2 separate regions of the Homo sapiens genome follow, and region 1 is linked to region 2. Evidence: chromatin loops called from intact Hi-C (ENCODE). Cell type or tissue: B cell. All regions are shown on one strand. Links, peaks and the distances in the headings refer to the core of each region. The heading gives the core; the rest is flanking DNA.

Region 1 (11,049 bases), core at 2,075-10,074, 720 kb after region 2:
TTATGCGCCAAGCACATACTTTGTGAAATTTCCAGTTTTTAAAGTGTTTTAAGATTTTCTTTATGGTTCAAAATATGTTTGACCTTGTTGAAAAGTCTATGTAGAAGATAAAAAATTATGTATTCTGTTGCTGAGTAGAGTATTGTATAAATGTCAATTAGGTCAAGTTGGTTGATGTTATCCAGAGTGCAGTGGCGCGATCTTGGCTCACTACAACCTCCACCTACCAGGTTCAAGCCATTCTCCTGCCTCAGCTTCCCAAGTAGCTGGGATTATAGGTGTGTACCACCACGCCCAGCTAATTTTTCTATTTTGAGATGGGGTTTTGCCATGCTGGCCTAGGCAGGTCTCAAACTCCTGATCTCAAGTGATCTGCCCAGGTCGGCCTCCCAAAGTCCTGGGATTACAGGCATGAGCCACTGCACCCGGCCTGGTCTTTTGTGATTTTCTGTCTACTCTTTCTTTCAACCATTGAGAGAAGAATGTTGGAATTTCCATCTGTAAATGTGAATTTGTCTTTCTCTTTTCTGTTCTAGCAGTTTTTGCTTCATGTTTTTTTAAGCACTGATGTTAGGTATGTACACACTTGTTATGTCTTCTTGGAGAGTTGACCGTTTTCTTATTATGTAACATTACTATTCCTGATAATATTTCTTATTCTGAAGTGTACTTTGTCAGATATTAATATTATAAGCTGCTCAGGCTTTCTTGTGGTTAATGCTTACATGGTGTTTATTTTTCATTCTTCTACTTATAATAAATATATATTTTTATATTTCATGTGAGACAATATCAAATCGCCTAATATGCATGCAATCAAAATACCAAAAGGAGAAGAGAGATTGAGAAGAAATATTGGGAGAACGAATGGCCAAGATTTCTTCCAAAATTCATGACAGATACCAAACCACAGATCTAAGAAGCTCAGAAACATCAAGCGAAACACAAAAACAAACAAACGATTGATCAAAAATGTCACACCTAGGTATATCATTTTCAAACTGCTGAAAATAGAAGACAGGAAATCCCAAAGACAGCCAGGGAAAAAAGGCATATTATATTTTTTGGGAAAGGCAGGAGACTCCCAAAGAGTGATCAGAAACATTGTTCCACTGCCCCTTTAAAGGTCACCAACCTGAAATTTAAAAACAAATCTAGAATTGGCTTCACCAAACTTAGAGCAACCTATTTTGCACCAATCTGAAAACTTTCAGTAAAGTACCCTTTGACCACCAGGAATTCCAAAGCACAGGGAAGTGGCTTATTCAAAATCACCCAGGAAAACAACTCCCACACACACACAAGTACACTTCCGTCACCCACCCACATCTTCATCAACCTGCCTGCTCTGCCCACTGGCCCTGCCGGTAACATTTGTGCTGTCATCGCCCACAGGCCCTGCAGAGTTGGGATTGTAGAAGAGCACTGCCCCCAGAGACACATTCAACTTTGCGGGAGAAGGAGATTGAACATGTTTCCAGGCAGGGATAACCCACCCAAACTTCCAGAAACCAGTTAGAGGGTGTAGGCAGGGACTTTGCCACACACTGGTGTTCACAGAATTAGGGAGACCCTAATAAAGAGATGGGAAGGTTGGCCAGTGCTGCTGGCAATGTACTGTTAGCCAGCTTTGGGAAAATGCACTGTGCTTTCTCCACCACTGAGAGGAAGAGAGAGAGAGAGAGAGAGAGAAGCAAAACAAAGCAAAAACAATGGGGAAATGTTTTTAAAGTTTAAAGGCAAAGAGAAAAATAATGATGGCAGATTGGGTGGGAGAAATCATCAAGGATACAGTATGAAAAGACAGAACAAAATGAGTATGTGCTTGCAAAAGAAAAGCTAGATGCTAGACAGAGGAGAATTTAAAAATAAAATGTAAACCATGCAACAAAGCTATTAAATGATGGGAAACAGACATGAATTTGTGTAAGGAAGAGAAAGGGAGACGATGAGTCTGACAGCAAGAAAACTCGATGGGATATTTGTTGTGGAGGGAGAGTGCCAAGGACGGAAGGCAGAAAAAAGGGCGCTGGTCCTCAAGTACAGAAGTAGAATGGTCTTCTATCACAATCTCTTTTTACCTTAAATGTATTAAGAAAAAATTACTAATGAGCTCACAATGTATCAAGAAGTCAATGATTCAAATCATCTGCCACTGGGCACAGTGACTTATGCCTGTAATCCCAACACGCTGGAAGGCCGAGGCTGGAGGATCACTTGAGGCCAGGAGTTGGAGATCAGCCTAGGCAACAGAATGAGATCCTGTCTCTACATAATATTTTTAAAATTTGCTGAACGTGGTAGCACAGGCCTGTAGTCCCAGCTACTTGGGAGGCTGAGGCAGGAGGATCACTTGAGGCCAAGAGTTCGAGGTCACAGTGAGCCTATAGTCCCAGTGGGGAAGGGGTACAGCTTTCCCTCACTGCAGTCAATTCTCCACCTCATTTGTCCTCATATCAAATTCTGTACCTCTAACACTCATTATATATTTTAGGGAGACTAAGAAATCATATCCCTGGCTGGGCATGGTGGCTCACACCTGTAATCCCAACACTTTGGGAGGCCAAGCTGAGAGGATTGCTTGAGGCCAGGAGCTGGAGACCAGCCTAGGCAATATAGTAAGACTACGACTCAACAACAACAACAAAATGTTTAATTTTAAATATGTATATTAAAAAAAAAAAAAAAAAAGGCCTGGCATGGTGGCTCACACCTGTAACCCCAGCATTTTGGGAGGCTGAGGCAGGCAGATCATTTGAGGTCAGGAGTTCAAGACCAGCCTGGCTAACATGGTGAAACCCCATCTCTATTAAAAGTACAAAAAATTAGCCGGGCATGTGGCACACGCCTATAATCCCAGCTACTTGGGAAGCTGAGGCAGGAGAATCGCTTGAACCCAGGAGGCAGAGGTTGCAATGAGCCAAGAATGCACCACTGCACTCCAGCCCGGGCGACAGAGCTAGAAAACAAAAAAAAAATCTCATCCCCAACATAGTAACACAAAGGAGTTCACATCAGCAAAAAGGATCATCTGAAATTAGGCTTAGAGGTCAAACAGTCTGTCCTAATGCAGTGGGACCCAGAGGCCCCGACCACCAGTTAACATCACTGGAGCCTAGAGACGCTCCGGGGCCCGGCACTAGGAGGAGATGGCATCTACTGTTAGCTTGTTTTCACCTTGGCCTTAGCAGCTACTGGAAAGGTGACGGTTCTCCGGAAATTACAGAATGATTGCCTGGATTCTTTTTTCTTTTCAAACGAATGGAGGAAAAGGGATTTTCTCACTTGCTTGAGAGATTTCCTGTTACTAATTAGAACATTACAATCTTAAGAGGATGATAGGTGACCCAAGTCTGAATTTGAAACTCTTCAGGGACAACGCTCCTTCAGAAAGGAATGGGCAAGGGTGTTCTTTGGAATCCTCAGATTTCAATTGTGTATGACAGAACACAGGGTTACATTAGGGTTTTATGAGCAAGAGGATACAGTGTGGAGACACAGGGCTTTATGAGACCCAAATTACTATGAACATTTACTACACGTGGTATTACATTTTTACCTCGTATCTTCCAGATGCTGGGCCCTTGTTTCTTTCCTCGACAAATGCCTGGCTCCCCATTGAACTCAGGTGCCACACGTGTTGGGCAAATCTGTGGGGAATGTTCCAGTGAAGGTCCTGTCCCCACCTGCAGTGACAGGAGACAAGTGGGCCTCTGATGTGGGGAGAGAAGGGCGCTCCCTGAGTGAGCCTCCTGCCAGCAGCCCGGAGCCGGCCTCAGACTCCACTCTCCCAGGAGGCCAGCACTCCCCAAGTTCTAGGACCTTCCTGGCCAAAGCCTTAGCCTAGCAGCCTGTCCACTGAGGAACTGACTGGATCCTGAAAAAGGTCCTTGTCAAGCACCAATGAACTCCTCCTCCATTCATCAGGGTTTCCTTGGTGTTAAGGGTTGAACTGTATCCACCCCAAAAAATATATGTTGGAATCCTAACACCTAGCACTTCAGAAAGTGACCTGATTTGGAAATAGGGTCTTTACAGAGGTAAACAAGTTAAAGGGAGATCATTAGGTGGGCTCCGATCCAGTGTGACTGGTGTCCTCATAAAAAGGACCAACTTGTCACAGAGATGGGCACGCATAGAGGGAAGAGGAAGTGCAAAGACACAGGGAGACGAGAACCATCCCAGAGCCAAGAAGAGTCTGGAACAGATCCTTCCCTCACCAGCCTCAGACCGAGCCAACCCTGCTGACACCTTGAGTGTGGACTTCTGCCTCCAGAACAGTGAGACAATCAAGCTCTGTTGTCCAAGCCCCCTTGATTGTGGCATTTGTTACATCAGCCCTAGCAGATGAATACACTTGGCCTCCTCTCCTCTGAGACCCAGGCAGGTCAGGGCCAAGGGGGAGCTCATCTGCATCTGAGCCACCCATCTTTGGAGTGAGGGCAATGAACTCAAGCAGGGCCAGGCAGTGTTATTAGGAATATTATAGGTGGCTGGGTTCCTTAGGATGGATTGAGACCCTTGGTCCAAAATCTAAATGTAATAGAAACATATTACATGTTTGTTGTGTGTGTGCATGTGTGTGTGTCCCATAGGATAGTGGGTGTGAAATGGTTACCCAGGAGTTAAGGTCCCCAGGAGGGTCTTGTCTTGAACAAGGTCTTGTTCAGGGTGGTGTACAGGTGGTACCTGTATCATGACGTCCCTATGTCTACCCCACAGAATCATTCCTATTCAGTGTGGACCCCCGTCAAAAAGTAAATCCCTGCCAAAAATAGCAAAATATACATTTGCCCATAAAGAGAAATTAATATAAATATATTCAGCTCCTCTGAAGAAAATTTTCTATAGACATGAAGGGCAGCAGCTTTAGCTACGTGCCATGACTTAAATGATCAGTCACTTCTTTTAAAAATCTGTTAAGAAAGCTAACTTTTTAAAAAAGTTGTGGGGTAGGGGGCAGGCATGGTGGCTCATGCCTGTAATTCCAGCACTTTGGGAGGCCCTGGTAGGAAGATTGCTTGAGCCCAGGAGTTCAAGACCAGCCTGGGCAACATAGTGAGACTCTGTCTCTAGAAAAAAAAATTAAAATTAGCTGGGCATGGTAATGCACACCTGTGGTCCCAGCTACTCCGGAGGCTGAAGTGGAAGGATTGCTTAAGCTGGGGAGGTAGAGGCTGCAGTGAGCTGTGTTGGTGCCACTGCACTCCAGCCTGGGTGACAGAGTGAGACCCTGTCTAAAAAAAATAAAAATAAAAAAAGTCACAGACAAGGTTGTACTTGATCTTACCTGAAACAAAACAGAGAGAAGTAGGATTTTTAAAAAGCTAGCTGGGTTTTTATAAATGGAATTATATAGATAGATTTTCAAAAGACCAAATAGAAATAAGTATCTTGCATAGTGAGGGCTTCCCACATGTTTTTATTTCTCCTCAAGCTTCCCCCTCCCTCCCTGCACCTAAATCCGTTCCCGGCTAGAGTTGCTAGAAGAAAAATACAGGACACCTAGTCAAATTTGCATTTCAAGAAAAACAAGGAAAGCTTTTTCAAAGTGTAAGTACATCCCAAATACTTCATGGGACATGTTTATACTAAAAATTCATTTGTTGTTTATCTGAAATGCAAATTTAACTGGGCATCTTTTTTGGGGTGTGCTGGATCTGGAGACCCTCTTTCTGCCAGAACGCACGGGCTGTGTGAGGGGCGTCCTACTGAGGGTCGGGCTTGATGGCCCGGGTCGGTTATATCTGTCCCCCGGCTAGGAGAGGCTCTGAGGCAATAACTGCAGCTGTTCCCCTCCCCCAGGACGGGGGTCGGGGGTCGGGCCTTGGGGAGCCCCCTTAGGAGGCAAGGCGCTAGAAACTAGAGAAGCGACAGGGACCCTTTTTTTGCGTCTGAGTCCAAGGAGAAACAGCTGGGTCTAAGGGAGACGGTCGGGACTCTGGGTCTGACTCAACGAATGCCGGAGGCCACCCTGAGCTCCAGAGTGGTGGAGTCCGGGACGTGGCTGCGAGGGGTCTGTGGGAGCCGGGGGCACGGCAGCGTCGCTCCAGCCCCACTGGCCGGCCCGGGACTCCAAGAAGAGGCAGCGGATCTCCCAGTCCCTGACCAGCCTGGCCGGGCCCCGGTCGGCCACCTCGCGCCCCCTGGTGGCCACAGAGGGAGAAGCCGCCCGCTCATTTCTCCTGCTGCCGCTGGAATCCGGACTCCGGGGGCTGAGCGCCTGGACCGGAAGGAGGAAGGGAACACGGCAGAGTCCTCGGGGGAGCTAGGGCTTCGTGGGGCAGGAAGAAGACAGTGGCCGTTTCCACCGAAGACACCACGTGCAGTGTCTTCACAGGCAAAGCAATCCCAGCTGTGAATCCCACGGAGCACCTACCTGCTCACCAAATTCTGGTGGCAGAACGAAGCCTCCGGTTGACGTCCCCAGGGGAGATCCCCCGTCGCTCCTGAGAACACCTTTGCCGACTCCCCTCTGCAGGCATTAGGCCATTGGGGAACTGAATGCTTTCCTGGCCCCACCAGTTAGCCACCTTGTGTGATACGGAAATCTCATCTTTTCAAATATAAGACTTGTCAAGCTGTAGGAAAAATACATGTGAACATCCTCCTCACTCAGCAGTAACATCCTCAGGCTCTTGCAGCTAACCCAAAATGAAAAGATCGAGGTCTGAAGACTTGGTTTACATTATTCACACAATGATTTCATCCTCTTTCCCCTTCCCTCAAGGCTGTGGGAATGTTCTCTAAGAGGTGGAAGAATCCAGACTCAGGTGTTCTGAGTGAAAATCAAGGGCAAGGGTTGTGCTTACGCCCCACGCGGCTCTTCCCCCACCCCGCCCGTCCCCCAGCAAGTTAAGGGCAGAGTGGTCAGAGCCAACGCTGTATTCAAGATGGCTAATTTTATTGGTCAGTTTGGCCAGACCAAGGTACCCAGATACTTGGTCAAACATTGATCTGGATGTTGCTGTGAATGTATTTTTCAGATAAGAATAACATTTAAGGTGGGGCCGAGGCAGGAGGATTACTTGAGTCCAGGAATTCAAGACCAGCCTGGGCAACATATGAGACTGTCTCCACAAAAAATTTTAAAAATTAGCCAGGCATGGTGGCTCCACCTGTGGTTCCAAACTATTAACTGCTTGAGCCCGGGAGGTCGAGGCTGCAGTGAGCCGAGATTACACCACTGCCAGCCTGGGCGACAGAGTGAAACCCAATCTTCAAAGAGAGAGAGAAAGAGACATTTAAACCAGTAGATTGGGTAAATTACCCTCCATAATGTGGGTGGGTCTCACCCAATCAGTTAAAGGTCCTTTCCTTTTAAGAAAGGAGAAAGCTCGACCTTCCTGAGGAAGAGGGAATTCCGCCTCCAGGAGGCCTTTGGTTTTGAGACTGCAGCATCAGTTCTTCCCTGGGTCTCCAGCTTGCTGATCTACCCTTGAGATTTAGGACTCAATCTCCACAATCACATGAGCCAGTGCCTTAAAAAATCAATCAATCTGTCTCTACTGATAGAAAGATCTATTATCTATCTATAGAGAGAGGGACATCTATATGTCTATATGGATAGATTATCCATCTAGAGAAATAGAGGGAGATTTATTAATAGGAGATATATATACATCCGTGTGTGTGTGTTTATCTGTCAATCTCCTGTCGGTTCGATTTATCTGGAGAGCCCTGACTGAAGGTCCTTAGGGCCTTGGCATCAGCTCAGCCCAGGACCATTCCCCTCACCCACTCCAGAGCATGGCTCTAGCAATCCCTATCTCCTGCCTTATCACCTTCCCTTTCCAGTGGGTGATTTCCTTCTGCAGAAAACAACTGTTGTTTCTCTCATTCTTGAAAATCTTGACCCCACTTCTCTTCCAGCTACTACTAGTTTTTGTTTTGTTTTTTGTCCTGTCTGCAACAAAATTCCTCTAAAAAGTCTGTACTTTCTCCAAGTTCTCTCCTCCAATTCTCTGTCATTTTATTGTGAAATATAGCACACACAGAGAAAAAGGGCAAAACCAGAAACATACAGTTTGATGATTTCTCCAAAACCCTTACAACCGCCAACCAGATCAAGAAATAGCACATTGGCAAGAGTTCAGAAGCCTTCCTCATGCCCCCTCCCAGTGTCCACCCCATCTGCCCCTAAGGGTAAACACCATCCTGACCTTCATGATAATCAGTTCCTTGATTTATTTTTTTTGTACCATCTAGGCATGCATCCCCAAACGCTGTACTTCATTGTTACCCATTTTTTGATCTTCAGATAATGAAATAACACAAGGAGTCATCTGTAAAATTTACCCATGTCAACATGTATAACTGCATTTCATTTGTTTTTGTTAAATTGTAGAATCTTTTTGTTGTTGTTGTTGCTGTTGTTGTTGTTTTGTTTTGAGACGGAGTCTCGCTCTGTCACCCAGGCTGGAGTGCAATGGCACGATCTTGGCTCACTGCAACCTCCGCCTCCCGGGTTCAAGCGATTTTTCCTGCCTCAGCCTCCCGAGTAGCTGGGACTACAGGCCCCCGCCACCAGGCCCGGCTAATTTTTGTATTTTTAGTAGAGATGGGGTTTCACCATGTTGGCCAGGCTGGTCTCGAACTCCTGACTTTGTGATCCACCCCCCACCCCCACCCCACCCCCTTGGCTTCCCAAAGTGCTGGGATTACAGGCATCAGCCACCATGCCCGGCCAGTACTTTGTGGAATCTTAATGCATTATTTATCCACTGCTGCATAATGTATTACCCCAAAACATAGCAGCTTTAGACTAACGTTTATTATTTCACATACGTTCTGAAAGTCAGGAATCTGAGAGTGGCTTAGCTGGGTGCTCTGGCCCAGGGTCCTCTCATGCAGTTGCAGCAAAGCTGCTGCCTGAGGCTGTCGTCTCTGAAGACTTAACTGGGGCTAAAGGAGCCTCTTCCAAACTCACTCCCAAGCCTGTTGACAGACTTGGGTTCCTCACTACTTGGGCCTCTCCATAGGGCTGCTCATGACATAGATTCCCCAGAGCAAATAAGCCAAGAGACAGAGTGTGAGTGACAGAGCTCCCAAGATGGAAGCTGTAATGTCACGTTGCCTGTCACGTGGCACAGCATCACTGCTGCCCACAAGCCACTGGTCACGTAGGAGAACCCTGGCCCACATGGGAGGGAACCACATGAAGATGTGAGCACCAGGAGGCAGGAATCATCTGAAAGGCTGCCTACCACAACCCTTGGATAAACACAGAAAAATGTACCCATTCTTTTAGTGGTAAACATTTAGGCTGTTTCTAGTTTAGGGCTATTGTGATAGAGCTTCTGTGAACATTCTTGTTCATGTCTATTGGTGCATACGTGCACGCATTTCTTTCGGGTAAATATCTAGAAGTGTAACTAACGGCAAACTGTTTTACAAAGTGATCCACAAATGTACACACCCTCCAGGAATATATGAGATTTCCAGTTGTTACATGTTCTCAATTCCACTTGATATGGTCCATCCCTTTAACTTCAGCCATTCTGGTGAGCTTGAATTAATAGCTCATCGTGGCTTCAATTTGCGTGTCCCTGATGGATAAAGAGCTTGAACAGCTTTTCATGTATTTCTTGGCCATTAGGATATGCTGTCTTGGGACATGCAGTAGACGTGGAGCTAGGGCGTTCAAGTCTTCCTTCCAGCAAGGACTTGCAGCCCAGCTGTGGGGAGTGTGGTTTGCAGACGGTCACCAGCTCCTTCAGGTTCTGCCCGAACAGCAGAGAACCACCTTGTCCAAGGTCATGCTCTTCCTGAGTATGACTGAGTGTTGAATGAGCAAGGGAAGGCCAAAGCACAGCCGTTCAGCCTGAATGGGGCGGATTGATAAGCAATTCCACTCCCAAGCCCCACCAGGTTGGCCCAAGCTGTGCTAGGCTACATCGCAGTTCAACTCCTTTCTCTGCTCCATCCTGCTTCTTCCCTCTTTGTTCACAATAAACATCTTGATTCCTAATAAACATCTTGCACCGCAAACTCCTTTCCAGGGTCTGCTTCTGAAGAAATCCATCTGCGGTGTGAAGTGCCTTTTTGAAAAAAAGGCCTATTGCCCGTCTTCCTGTGGGGTTGTCTAGTTTTTTTCTTACCAATTTGCTGCTTTTTGTTTAGTGTGGATACAAGTCCTTTGTCAATTACATGTGTGGCAAATATCTTCTCTCACTATGTGTCTTGCCTTGTTAATTTCTTTATTGTGTCTTTGAAGAACAAAAGGTCTTCATTTAGATGTAATTCAATTTATCAATTTATTTCTTTTCTATATACGTTCTTTGTATCCTGTTTAAGAAATATTTTCCTATCCTAAGGTTATGAATGTATTCTCCTATATTATATTCTAAAAGCTTTTATTGTTTTGCCTTTCAGATTTACATTTATACACCACCTGGAATTAATTGTTTCATAAGGCGTGAGGCTGGGACCATGTAACATTTTTTTCCCAATTGGATATGCTATTGCCCCAGCACTATATTTCGAAAATGCCTTCTTTCCCCATGGTGCTGTAATGCCAACTCGTCCCGTACATCAAGTGTGAGTCTGCCCACATATGTGGGTCTGTTTCTGGATTTCCATTCTATATCATTGGCCTATCTGTTTTTGTCCCAATACCACACAGTCCAATACCCATTGGTTTTTTTCCCCAATTTTTAAAAGTGTGGTAAAATACACACAACATAAAATTCACCATCTTAACTGGGTTTAAGAGTACAGTTCAGGCCTGGCGCGGTGGCTCACGCCTGTAATCCCAGCACTTTGGGAGGCCGAGGCGGGCAGATCACTTGACGTCAGGAGTTCAAGACCAGCCTGGCCAACATGATGAAACCCCATCTCTACTAAAAATACAAGAATTAGCCAAGTATGGTGGTGCGTGCCTGTAATCCCAGCTACTTGGGAGGCTGAGGCAGGAGAATCACTTGAACTTGGGAGGCAGAGGTTGCAGTGAGCCGAGATTGCACCATTGCACTCCAGCCTGGACAACAAGAGCAAAACTCGGTCTCAAAATTAAATAAATAAATAAATAAGTACAGTTCAGTGGTATTA
Region 2 (11,049 bases), core at 1,757-9,756:
TCAGCCCACCACCCCACCCAGAAGAATTCTGCTTTTGCCTGTGGCTCAAATCCTTTCCCTTGCTGGGGCTTAAGCTTTTAGAAACAAAAGCTTGGGGGAGAAAAATAAGCTTGAGCTTATTTCAGCTTTCTGCCCCATCTCATCTCTTCACTAAGAAAATAAACAGATTGGAAGTATCTGGTCAGAGGCAGGAAAGGGAAAGGGGAAAATACCAGAACAAAAGTATAGATTAATACCTCAGGCCAGGCGTGGTGGCTCACACCTGTAATCCCAGCTACTTGGGAGGCTGAAGCAGGAGAATTGCTTGAAACCGGGAGGCGGAGGTTGGAGTGAGCCAAGATCACGCCATTGCATTCCAGCCTGAGCAACAAGAGCAAAACTCCATCTCAAAAAAAAAAAAAAAAAGATTATCCTGCCCCACATACTTACTGAACATATTTGATCTGAGATTATTTACGAAAATATTGTAGTAAGGAAATCCCAATTCAGCCAAATAATCAAATATTCAATTTTTACAGTAAAATATATGTATGTAACACAGCATCTTCCCTTTTTATATTTTATATTTCTTAATGGTGAGGGTCTCTGTCATCCATACTGGAGTGATTATAGCTCACTTGTAGCCTCAAATTCCTGGGCTCAAGCAATCCTTCTGCCTAAGTCTCCCGAAGTGCTGGGATTACAGGCATGAGCCACCACACCAGGTCGCCACTGTCTTAATAATATATTAGAATGTTCACTTTTACTAGTATAGTACCTTGTTTATTGATTCTGCCAGGGGCAATTTCTGAATTGAATAATAAGGTTTTTGAAAAAAATGTTATACATTTAATACACCAAAAGGAGTTTAGCACCTTGAAGGTTTATCTGCCGAGTTAATAATAAACATATGATACTAGTTATTACTGAGCCATTGCTGATTTGAAGGACTAAAGCAACACAACCCCTATGCTCTGGGAAGATGATAAATTTAGGAGCAGAAAGTTCAGGCTCAAATTACCTTTGTTTCATCATTTTCTTTGGTGGTGGGAGAGAGATGCTGGTCTCAGTGTGATACTGACTTAGGTGGTCAGGAGTGGGGCAAGAATATTAGAAATCCACCAGATGAAAATCCTTCAAATAAACGACCTTATTACCCCCTTGACCTATATAATCAGCATGGAGCAAACAGGAATAATTGCCCTGTGCAACCCGAGTGTGTGAGTTTGAGGGAAGGGGGACAGAGGAATTCAATAACCAATAACCCACATTTACCTACTTCTTCCCTCTGAATATTTTACATTAGAAATGACAGAAGATTTGGGTTCCTTTCCCCTAATAAAATGAAAACCATTTTTTAGAAGAAAGTAATAGAATCAGCAGAAACCAGTGGCATATGTGTGGTGAAACTCATAGCGAGTATTGGGACAGACATGGCACATATGTTTTACTCCTCTAAGACTCAAACATTTGGTATTTCCTGAATTCTCTTTGTGGAGATAACAAAGTTTTCAAATGGCATATATAACAAAATATATTACATCCAAGTTGATAGCCAATGATTTAATAACATTTAATATTAAAACAATTAAGACACATAAAAAGTGCAGCATCTATAGCCTGTAAATTCTTCCGGCATATTATGATCCTAGCTTTCAGTAAGTAAATGTTATACTTATGGAAGCTGCATTTATTAGGACTTGACATTAGATAAGTAAGTAAATTACTTCAGGTATCAAAGAGTTCTCTACTCTAGGCTGGAATAAGTGAATGTGCTTTCCCAATGCCTATGTTCTGAGATAATTTTTGCAGTGATGGAATTCGGCTCATATCAGCAGTAGAGAGAGGTGAGCAAGACCACTTAGTACCTAAATATAGGGCTGAGAATTCATGCAGCTGGCAGGAGAAGATGAGACCTCTTTGGAAGATGGCTTGGGTAGCTTTAATGTGAAAAAAGCTTCCAAAATTAAAAATGTTTAGTCATTGTAGCTACAAAAAAAAAAAAAAAAAAAAACCACAGGGTTGGGTGCAGTGGCTCATGCCTGTAATCCCAGCACTTTGGGAGGCCAAGGCAGGCAGATCACGAGGTCAAGAGATCGAGACCATGCTGGCCAACATGGTGAAACCCTGTCTCTACTGAAAATACAAAAATTAGCCGGGCATGGTGGCGTGCTCCTGTAGTCCCAGCTACTCAGGAGGCTGAGGCAGGAGAATTGTTTGAACCTGGGAGGCAGAAGTTGCAGTGAGCCGAGATCGCATCCCTGAACTCCAGCCTGGTGACAGAGTGAAACTCAGTCTCAAACAAACAAATAAACAAACAAAGAATTGAGCACCTCTGATTGAAAGCCTTGAGTCCTTTGGGGACTAAGAAATGGATAAGCAAGGTCCCTGTCCTCATAGAACTATCATCTAACCGAGGAATCAATCGTGAGCCCCGGAAACTGTGATGTAAAGCAGAAAGGAGAGGCCCAGAGTGCGGGGGAGCAAGGAGCTCAAAGAGATCAGGAAGATTCCATGGAGGAGGGGCTGAGCAGGATTCTGACCCATGAAGGCTGGGCGAAGGGCACTCTGGGCAGGGAAAATTGCGGGCAGCAGCTGAGGCAGGAAACTGCAGGCCATATTTGGAAACCTATAAATAGCCCTTCTGAGTGAAAAACAGAGAGCACTGTAGTTAGAGGGAGAAGTAACAGGTAAGGCCAGAGAGACAGGTGGTGAACAGATTGAGGCCTTCTTCCAGTCTGAGCCACACATCTTCTGAAACCTGGCAATCAGCCTGGTGCTTGACTATTTCATCGAAGACAAATGTGACCACTGGCAGCCACAAACCAAGAAGACCCTGATCCAAGAACTGGAGCTCTGCTGCTGGCCGCAAATGCTGGTCTCTCAGACTGCTTATCTCGGACTCAGTAATACAGTGGTAACTCGGAATTGGGAAGATGCCAGGAAGAGGGATAGGGACAGAAACATAACCAGTAACTGACCATTGCCCTCTACAGTCTTATACCCCCACATGGCTTCCAAGAAGCCCAGTTTTAAGCTGTTCAGGGGCAATGCCTAATATACTAGAGCAGGGTCACATGTTTGTATATGCAAAGAAGGAGAAACTGCCTTAACACAGCAAAGAATTTAACAAGGAATAAAACAAACGAAGAGTTCTGATCCTGCTGGGTAACAAGAGATCATCCACAAGAGGCAACTGTTAATTTAAAATTTCATGGCATTGCCGGGCACGGTGACTCACGCCTGTAATCCCAGCACTTTGGGAGGCCAAGGTGGGCAGATCACGAGGTCAGGAGATCAAGACCATCCTGGCTAACATGGTGAAACCCCGTCTCTACTAAAAACATATAAAAAATTAGCCAGGTGTGGTGGCAGGCGCCTATTAGTCTCAGCTACTCGGGAGGCTGAGGCAGGAGAATGGTGTGAACCTGGGAGGCGGAGCTTGCAGTGAGCCGGGATCATGCCACTGCACTCCAGCCTGGGCGACAGAGAGAGACTCCATCTCAAAAAAAAATAAATAAAATAAAATAAAATTTCATGGCATTGATGCAATAGGGTAAACAGCCTCTGGATGGATTTCTCACCTTTGCATGTTTACCTTTTTTTTTTTTCTGCTTGAATTTCAATTAGTCTTAGCCTAACAATGGCTTTTTTTTTTTTTTTTTTTTTAGACAGAGTCTTGCTCTGTCGCCCAGACTGGAGTGCAGTGGCGTAATCTTGGCTCACTGCAATCTCTGTCTCCTGGGCTTAAGTGTTCCTCCTGCCTCAGCCTCCTGAGTAGCTGGGACTACAGGAGCGTGCCACCATGCCCAGCTAATTTTTGTATTTTTAGTAGAGACGGGGTTTCATCATGTTGGCCAGGCTGGTCTTGAACCCCTGCCCTCAAATGATCCGCCCAACTTGGCCTTTCAAAGTGTTGGCCACTGTGCTCGGCCCAATAATGGCTTCTTATAGCCAACCAAAACAAATGGAGTACACAAAAGCTCTAAAATAAAAAATACAGTGCTACTATATTCTAAGCATTCAAGAGCTCCTTGATAAGCACAATAAAACCCCATGATAATGCCCTCATCAAAAATATGATTTCATTTTATTTATTTATTTTTGAGACCGTGTCTTGCTCTGTCACCCAGGCTGGAGTATGGTGGTGTGATCATGGCTCACTACAGCTTCACCTCCTGGGCTCAAATGATACTCCCACCTCAGCCTCCTGAGTAGCTGGGACTATAGGCACACACCGCCATGCCTGGCTAATTTTTTGATTTTTTGTAGAGACAGTCTCACTATGTTGCCCAGGCTGGTCTCAAACTCCTGGGTTCAAGTGATACCCCTACCTTGGCCTTTCAAAGTGCTGGGATTACACGCATGAGCTACTGTACCCGGCCAAAAATAAAATTTGTTTTTTTTCTTTTGAGATGGAGTCTTGCTCTGTCGCCAGACTGGAGAGCAGTGGTGCAATCTCGGCTCCCTATAACCTCCGCCTCCTGGGTTCAAGTGATTCTCCTGCATCAGCCTCCCCAGTAGCTGGGACTGCAGGTGCCCAGCACCATGCCTAGCTAATTTTTGTTTTTTTAGTAGAGACAGGTTTCACCATTTTGGCCAAGCTGGTCTTGAACTCCTAACCTCAGGTGATCTGCCCCCCTTGGCCTCCCAAAGTGCTGGGATTACAGGCGTGAGCCACCGTGCCCGGCCAAAAATATAATTTTAGATATGATGCAGAATTGACAGCTGGCTCCCATTCCCTGCCTAGCCCCTAAACAGGGCAGGTAGAGGGAGGTCTTAGAGAGGAGGCCAAGGCCATAAAGATAGGGAAAAGGCATGTGAACTTGTTTCAGAGAGAGAAGAGGTGAGGGGTAAATCTCGTCCTAATTATTCTCCCAGCTGAATCTGGCCAACTAACTGGGACATTTCCCAAATCGCTAATGTTATCCTGCAGCTTCTGCACTCAGAATTGTCCCCAGTAGGCCGGGCATGGTGGCTCACACCTATAATCTCAGCAGTTTGGGAGGCCGAGGAGAGCAGATCACAAGGTCAGGAGTTCAAGACCAGCCTGGCCAATATGGTGAAACCCTGTCGCTACTAAAAATACAAAATTACCTGGGCATGGTGGTGTGTGCCTGTAGTCCTAGCTACTCTGGAGGCTGAGACAGAAGAATCGCTTGAACTGGGTAGGCGGAGGTTGCAGTGAGCCGAGATCGCACCACTGCACTCCAGCCTGGTGACAGAACAAGACTCTGATTCAAAAACAACAACAAAGAAAACAGGATGTTTAGCCAGGTGCGGTGGCTCATGCCTGTAATCCCAGCCCTTTGGGAGGCCGAGGTGGGTAGATCACCTGAGTTCGGGAGTTTGAGACTAGCCTGACCAACATGGAGAAACCCTGTCTCTACTAAAAAAACCCCACAAAATTAGCCAAGCTTGGTGGTGCGTGCCTGTAATCCCAGCTACTTGGGAGGCTGAGGCAGAAGAATCGCTTGAACCTGGGAGGTGGAGGTTGCAGTGAGCCGGGATCACGCCATTGCACTCCAGGTTGGGTAACAAGAGTGAAATTCCGTCTCCAAAAAAAAAAAAATTGTCCCCATTAATATTTAACTTGGGGCCGACCACCACCACCAGGTGGCATCAAATCACAACTGAGTCTGGCATGAATTTATTTTTGATTTATTTAAAAATTTTTTGGTAGAGACAGGGTATTGTTATGCTGCCCAGGCTGGTCTTAGACCCCTGGGCTCAAGCGATCCACCCGCCTCAGCCTCCCAAAGTGCTGAGATTACAAGCCTGAACTGCTGTGCCTGACCTGGCATGAATTTAGATAGGGCAGTTAGCTCCCAAATTCCTCACAGCTAGCTAGACTGACCCACAATGGTCATTTTGTTGTTAACCCTGCAAGAAATTGTAACCTTCCATTTCATATGACTGATTTATTTGGATCTCAGTTATAATTACAATTACAATTATAATTACAATAGGATTTACTGTATTAATTTATAACCAATAATTGATGAAAGTACTCTCTTAGTAAACTAAAGGCCAAAGAATATTAAATTAGACATTGTACTAATTATTTTGTGCTAATTATACATATACATATTATATATATAAAATATTTATACACACATATACAGAATGCTCGCTTTGGCAGCACATATACTAAAACTGGAATGATGCAGAGATTAGCATGGCCTCTGCACAAGGATGACACTTTTATTTAACTTTGCAAAAAAAAAAAAATTAAGAAAACCAATAAACACACACACACACACACACACACACACACCCCCCTCATAGCTTGAGTTTATTTATTTTTTGAGACAGGTCTCACTCTGTCACCCAGACTGGAGTGCAGTGGTGCAATCTTGGCTCATTGCAACCTCTGCCTCCCGGGTTCAAGCAATTCTCCTTCCTCAGCCTCCCGAGTAGCTGGGATTACAGACATGCACCACTACTGCCTGGCTATTTTTTTTTTTTCTATTTTTAGTAGAGACGGGGTTTCTACTAAAACCCCGTTTAGTAGAAACGGGGTTTTTTTTAGTAGAGACGGGGTTTCTCCATGTTGGTCAGGCTCATCTCGAACTCCCGAACTCAGGTGATCCACCCACCTCGGCCTCCCAAAGGGCTGGGATTACAGGCATGAGCCACCGCACCCGGCTAAACATCCTGTTTTCTTTTTTGTTGTTGTTTTTGAATCAAAGTCTTGTTCTGTCACCAGGCTGGAGTGCAGTGGTGCCATGTTGGCCAGGCTGGTCTCAAACTCCTGACCCCAAACAATCCACACTGCTCGGCCTCCCAAAGTGTTGGTATTATAGGCGTGAGCCACCGCACTCAGCCCAGTTTATTATATTACTGAAATTTTCAGGCTGGGCATGGTGGCTCACACCTGTAATACCAGCACTTTGGGAGGCTGAAGCTGGAGGAACACCTGAGCTCAGGAGTTCAAGACCTGCCTGGACAATAAAGTGAGACCCCATCTCTACAAAGATTACACAAATTAGCTGGGCATGGGCGTACATACCTGTAGTCCCAGCTACTCAGGTGGCTGAGGTGTGAGGGTTGCTTGAGCCCAAGAGGTCAAGGCTGTAGTGAGCTATGATCATGCCATTGCACTTTAGCCTGAGCAACAGAGTGAGACTCTCTCAAAAAAACCCAAAATAGACAAAGAAAAAATGAAGGCTGGCCATGGTGGCTCACACACGTAATCCTAGCACTTTGGGAGGCTGAGGTGAGAAGACTGCTTTAGCCCAGGAATTTGAGACCAGCCTGGGCAACATGGCGAAACCTCTTCTCTACAAAAACTTACAAAAATTTGCTGGGTGTGGTGGTGTGTGCCTGTAGTCCCAGCTACTCGGGAGGCTGAGGTGGGAGGATTGCTTGAGCCTGGGAGGTCGAGGCTGCAGTGAGCCATGATCACACCACTGCACTCCAGCCTGGGAGACAGACTGATACCCTGCCTCAAAAAAAAAAAAAAAAAAAGGAAAAGAAAAGATGGAAAAAGTACTAGAAAAAAGTGAACCAGGCTGGGCGTGGTGGTTCAGGCCTGTAATCCCAGCACTTTGGGAGGGCAAGGCGGGTGGATTACTTGAGGTCAGGAGTTTGAGACCAGCCTGGCCAACATGGTGAAACCCTGTCTCTACCAAAAATACAAAAAAAAAAAAAAAAAATTAGCCGGGCGGGGTGGCACGCGCCTGTAGTCCCAGCTACTCAGGAGGCTGAGGCAGGAGAATTGCTCAAACCAGGGAGACAGAGGTTGTAGTGAGCCGAGATCACACCACTGCACTCCAGCCTGGGTGACAGAGTGAGACTCTGTCTCAAGAAATACAGTGAAGGAGTTAGTAAAATTTACCACTGGTAGCTGGGCACGGTGGCTCACGCCTGTGATCCTAGCTCTTAGGGAGGCAGAGCCAGGAGGATGGCTTGAGCCCAGGAGTTCGAGACCTGCCTGGGCAATACAGTAAGACCCTGTTCTCCACAAAAAGGGGAGAAAAAAAAAAGAAAGAAAAAAATTACCTCTGGTAAAACTAGTTATTGGACCCTTGAAGGTGACTTATTTGTTTTCTGTCAATATCACCCTGTGTGTTATGTTTTTTCAGGTAGGAGATGGCTTGGTGAGTAGGAATTATCTTCAGTTTCAAATAAATCTCATTTTGGCTTTCATTCCTCTGAAAATTAGCAATACAGGGATGAAAAGAATTGTGCCTGTCTTGCACTATTGTGCACTGTTCTTGCACTAAGAATAGTGCTTCATATCATAAGCACTGTATGTGTTGCCATTATTAGTAACCTTTGCAGTGATTATTGTGCTCTTGGATCACCCAGACACACTCTCCCTCTTGCTGCCATCCCCGCCCCATTCACCCGTCTAAAACAGGTACTGTATGTCTTTTTTTGGCGGGGACAGAGTTTCGCTCTGGTTGCCCAGGCTGGAGTGCAATGGTGCAATCTCGGCTTACTGCGACCTCTGCCTCCTGGGTTCAAGCGATTCTCCTACCTCAGTCTCCTGAGGAGCTGGGATTACAGGCGCCCGCCACCACGCCCAGCTCATTTTGTATTTTTAGTAGAAATGGGGTTTCACCGTGTTGGCCAGGCTGGTCTTGAGCTCCTGACCTCAGGTGATCCACCCACCTCAGCCTCCGAAAGTGCTGGGATTACAGGCGTGAGCCACCATGCCCGGCTAAAACAGGTACTATATGTCAAACACACAACATTGTGTGGCCACTCCTTGAATAGTTCACTGAACATTTTAGATGGCTTCATGCTTACAGAGTTTCTTTCTTTTTTTTTGAGAGAGAGTCTCACTCTGTGGCCCAGGCTAGACAGCCCCCCGAGTAGCTGGGACTACAGGTTCACGTCACCAGAGTGAGACTGCATCTCAAATAATAATAATAAAAAAGTGACCCAAAAGAAAGGGGGAAGAGGCTGGGTGCGGTGGCTCACACCTGTAATCCCAGCACATTGGGAGGCTGATGGGCAGATCACATGAGGCCAGGAGTTTGAGACCAGCCTGGCCAATATGGCAAAACCCTGTTTCTACTAAAAATACAAAAATTAGCCAAGTGTGGTGGCGCATGCCTGTAATCCCAGCTACTGGGGTTACTGAGGCATGAGAGTCTCCTGAACCCGGAGGTGGAGGTTGCAGTGAGCTGAGATTGCGCCACTGCACTCCAGCCTGGGCGACATAGCTAGACCCTGTCTCAAGAAAAAAAAAAAAAAAGAATCGAGGAAGAATCTTAGTATTTGACAATGTAGAATATAAGGGAAAAAATATATAATAAGGGAAAAAGAAGGGTGTTACACACTGATGAATGATAGAGCAAGAAGCACCTGAAAAAATTGCAGGAATAGATACATCAGGTTAAAAGATTTTAACACATGCTTTTCAGAAATTGATAAATTGGAATTACAGTTGTAAGCGACCATGCCCAGCTCAATTTTTATTTGTTTTTGTCTTTATTTATTTATTTTTTTTTGAGACAGGGTCCCACTCTGTTGCCCAGGCTGGAGTGCAGTGGCGCAATCTCAGCTCACTGCAACCTCTGCCTCCCAGGGTCAAGCAATCTTTCCACCCCAGCCTCCCAAGTAGCTGGAACTACAGGTAAGTACCACCACTGCTGGGTAATTTTTGCATTCTTTTGTAGAGACGAAGTTTTGCATGTTTCCAGGCTAGTCTTGAATTCCTGGGCTCAAGTGATCTACCTGCCTTGGCCTCCCAAAGTGCTGGGATTACAGGCATGAGCACCTGGCCTGTCTTTTTGATTTAAATTTCTCTTTGAGATAATCTTATTATTGGATCTGTTTAATTCAATCTGAAAGTCTGTTTTTTAATTGAATTTAATTAATTTTTATTTATTATAATTCATTATAAGTACTTATTTCTGCCTTTTTATTCCATATTTTTCATTTACTACAGGTCTTGGTCTGTTTTGTGTTGCTATAACAGAATTAGGCTGGGTAATTTATCAAGAGGTTTATTTGGCTCAGGATTCTGGTGGCCGGAAGGTTCAAGATTGGGTAGCTGCATCTGGTGAAGGTCTCAGGCTGCTTCCACTCATGGTGGAAAGAGGAAGGGGAATGGGAGTGTGCAAAGATCATAAGGCAAGAGAGAAAGCAAGGGAGAAAAACCAAGGAAGCTAGACTCTTAACAACCCACTCTCTGGAAAGCTAACTCATTCCTGCAAGTGTGAGAATGGGTTCCTGGGAGAGCATTAATCCATTCATGAGAAATCCACCCCCATGACCCAAACACCTCCCACTAGGCCCCACCTCCCAACACTGCCACATTGGGAATCAAATTTCTTTCTTTCTTTTTTTTTTTTTTGAGACGGAGTCTCGCTCTTGTTGCCCAGGCTGGAGTGCAATGGCCTGATCTCAGCCCACTGCAACCTTTGCCTTCCAGGTTCAAGCGATTCTCCTGCCTCAGCCTCCCGAGTAGCTGGGATTACAGGCATCCACCACCTCGCCCAGCTAATTTTTTGTATTTTTAGTAGAGACGGGGTTTCACTATGTTGGCCAGGCTGGTCTCGAACTCCTGACCTCAGGCAGTCCACCCGCCTTGGCCTCCCAAAGTGCTGGGATTACAGGCGTGAGCCACTGTGCCCAGCTGGGAATCAAATTTCAACATGAGTTTTGATAGGGACACACCATATCCAAACCATAGCACTACACATTTTTCTTTTCCCCTTTCTTCTTTGCATTGGATTGTTGCTTTTATTAGTTGTTGCTGGCTTAAATGTTAAGCATTCCAGTACGCCTGGAACCTGTCTTACTTCAAAGTTCATGTGTGTCTGCTGCATCACTCCAGGAATTATTATTATCTTTTTTTTTTTTTTTTTGAGATGGAGTCTTGCTCTGTCACCCAAGTTGGAGTGCACTGGCATGATCTCAGCTTACTGAAATCTCCGCCTCCCGGGTTCAAGTGATTCTTCTTCCTCAGTCTCCCAAGTAACTGGGACTACAGACATGTGCCACCATGCCCAGCTAATTTTTTGCATTTTTAGTAGACACAGGGTTTCACCATGTTGCCTAGGCTGGTCTCGAACTCCTGACCTCAAGTGATTCACCTGCCTCGGCCTCCCA

The links. Hi-C counts contacts between places; a loop is a spot of excess contacts. Peaks named below come from ENCODE experiments on the same cell type or tissue, not always from the same donor. Only the 100,000 strongest peaks of a DNase experiment are listed, where the experiment ranks them.
Region 1: it touches region 2 in a loop (9-fold over the local background); 9 of 110 quality-filtered maps call a loop at or near these places.

The regions. Positions count from the first base shown.
Region 1 is chr6:107,842,263-107,853,311 of GRCh38, forward strand. It overlaps a transcript of SCML4 not described here. Among named protein-coding and RNA genes, the nearest start is that of SCML4, 23 kb to the left of the region's middle. RefSeq lists silencers at 5,923-6,217, 5,989-6,088. In B cell, for the core only: CTCF peaks have their summits at 6,165 (motif pointing left) and 6,368; a DNase peak (open chromatin) is centred at 6,139; H3K4me3 peaks cover 1,253 bases; H3K27ac peaks cover 656 bases; H3K27me3 peaks cover 948 bases.
Region 2 is chr6:107,126,966-107,138,014 of GRCh38, forward strand. It overlaps the pseudogene RNU6-1299P. Among named protein-coding and RNA genes, the nearest start is that of BEND3, 17 kb to the left of the region's middle. RefSeq lists an enhancer at 2,763-2,852. In B cell, for the core only: a CTCF peak has its summit at 5,603 (motif pointing right); a DNase peak (open chromatin) is centred at 5,586.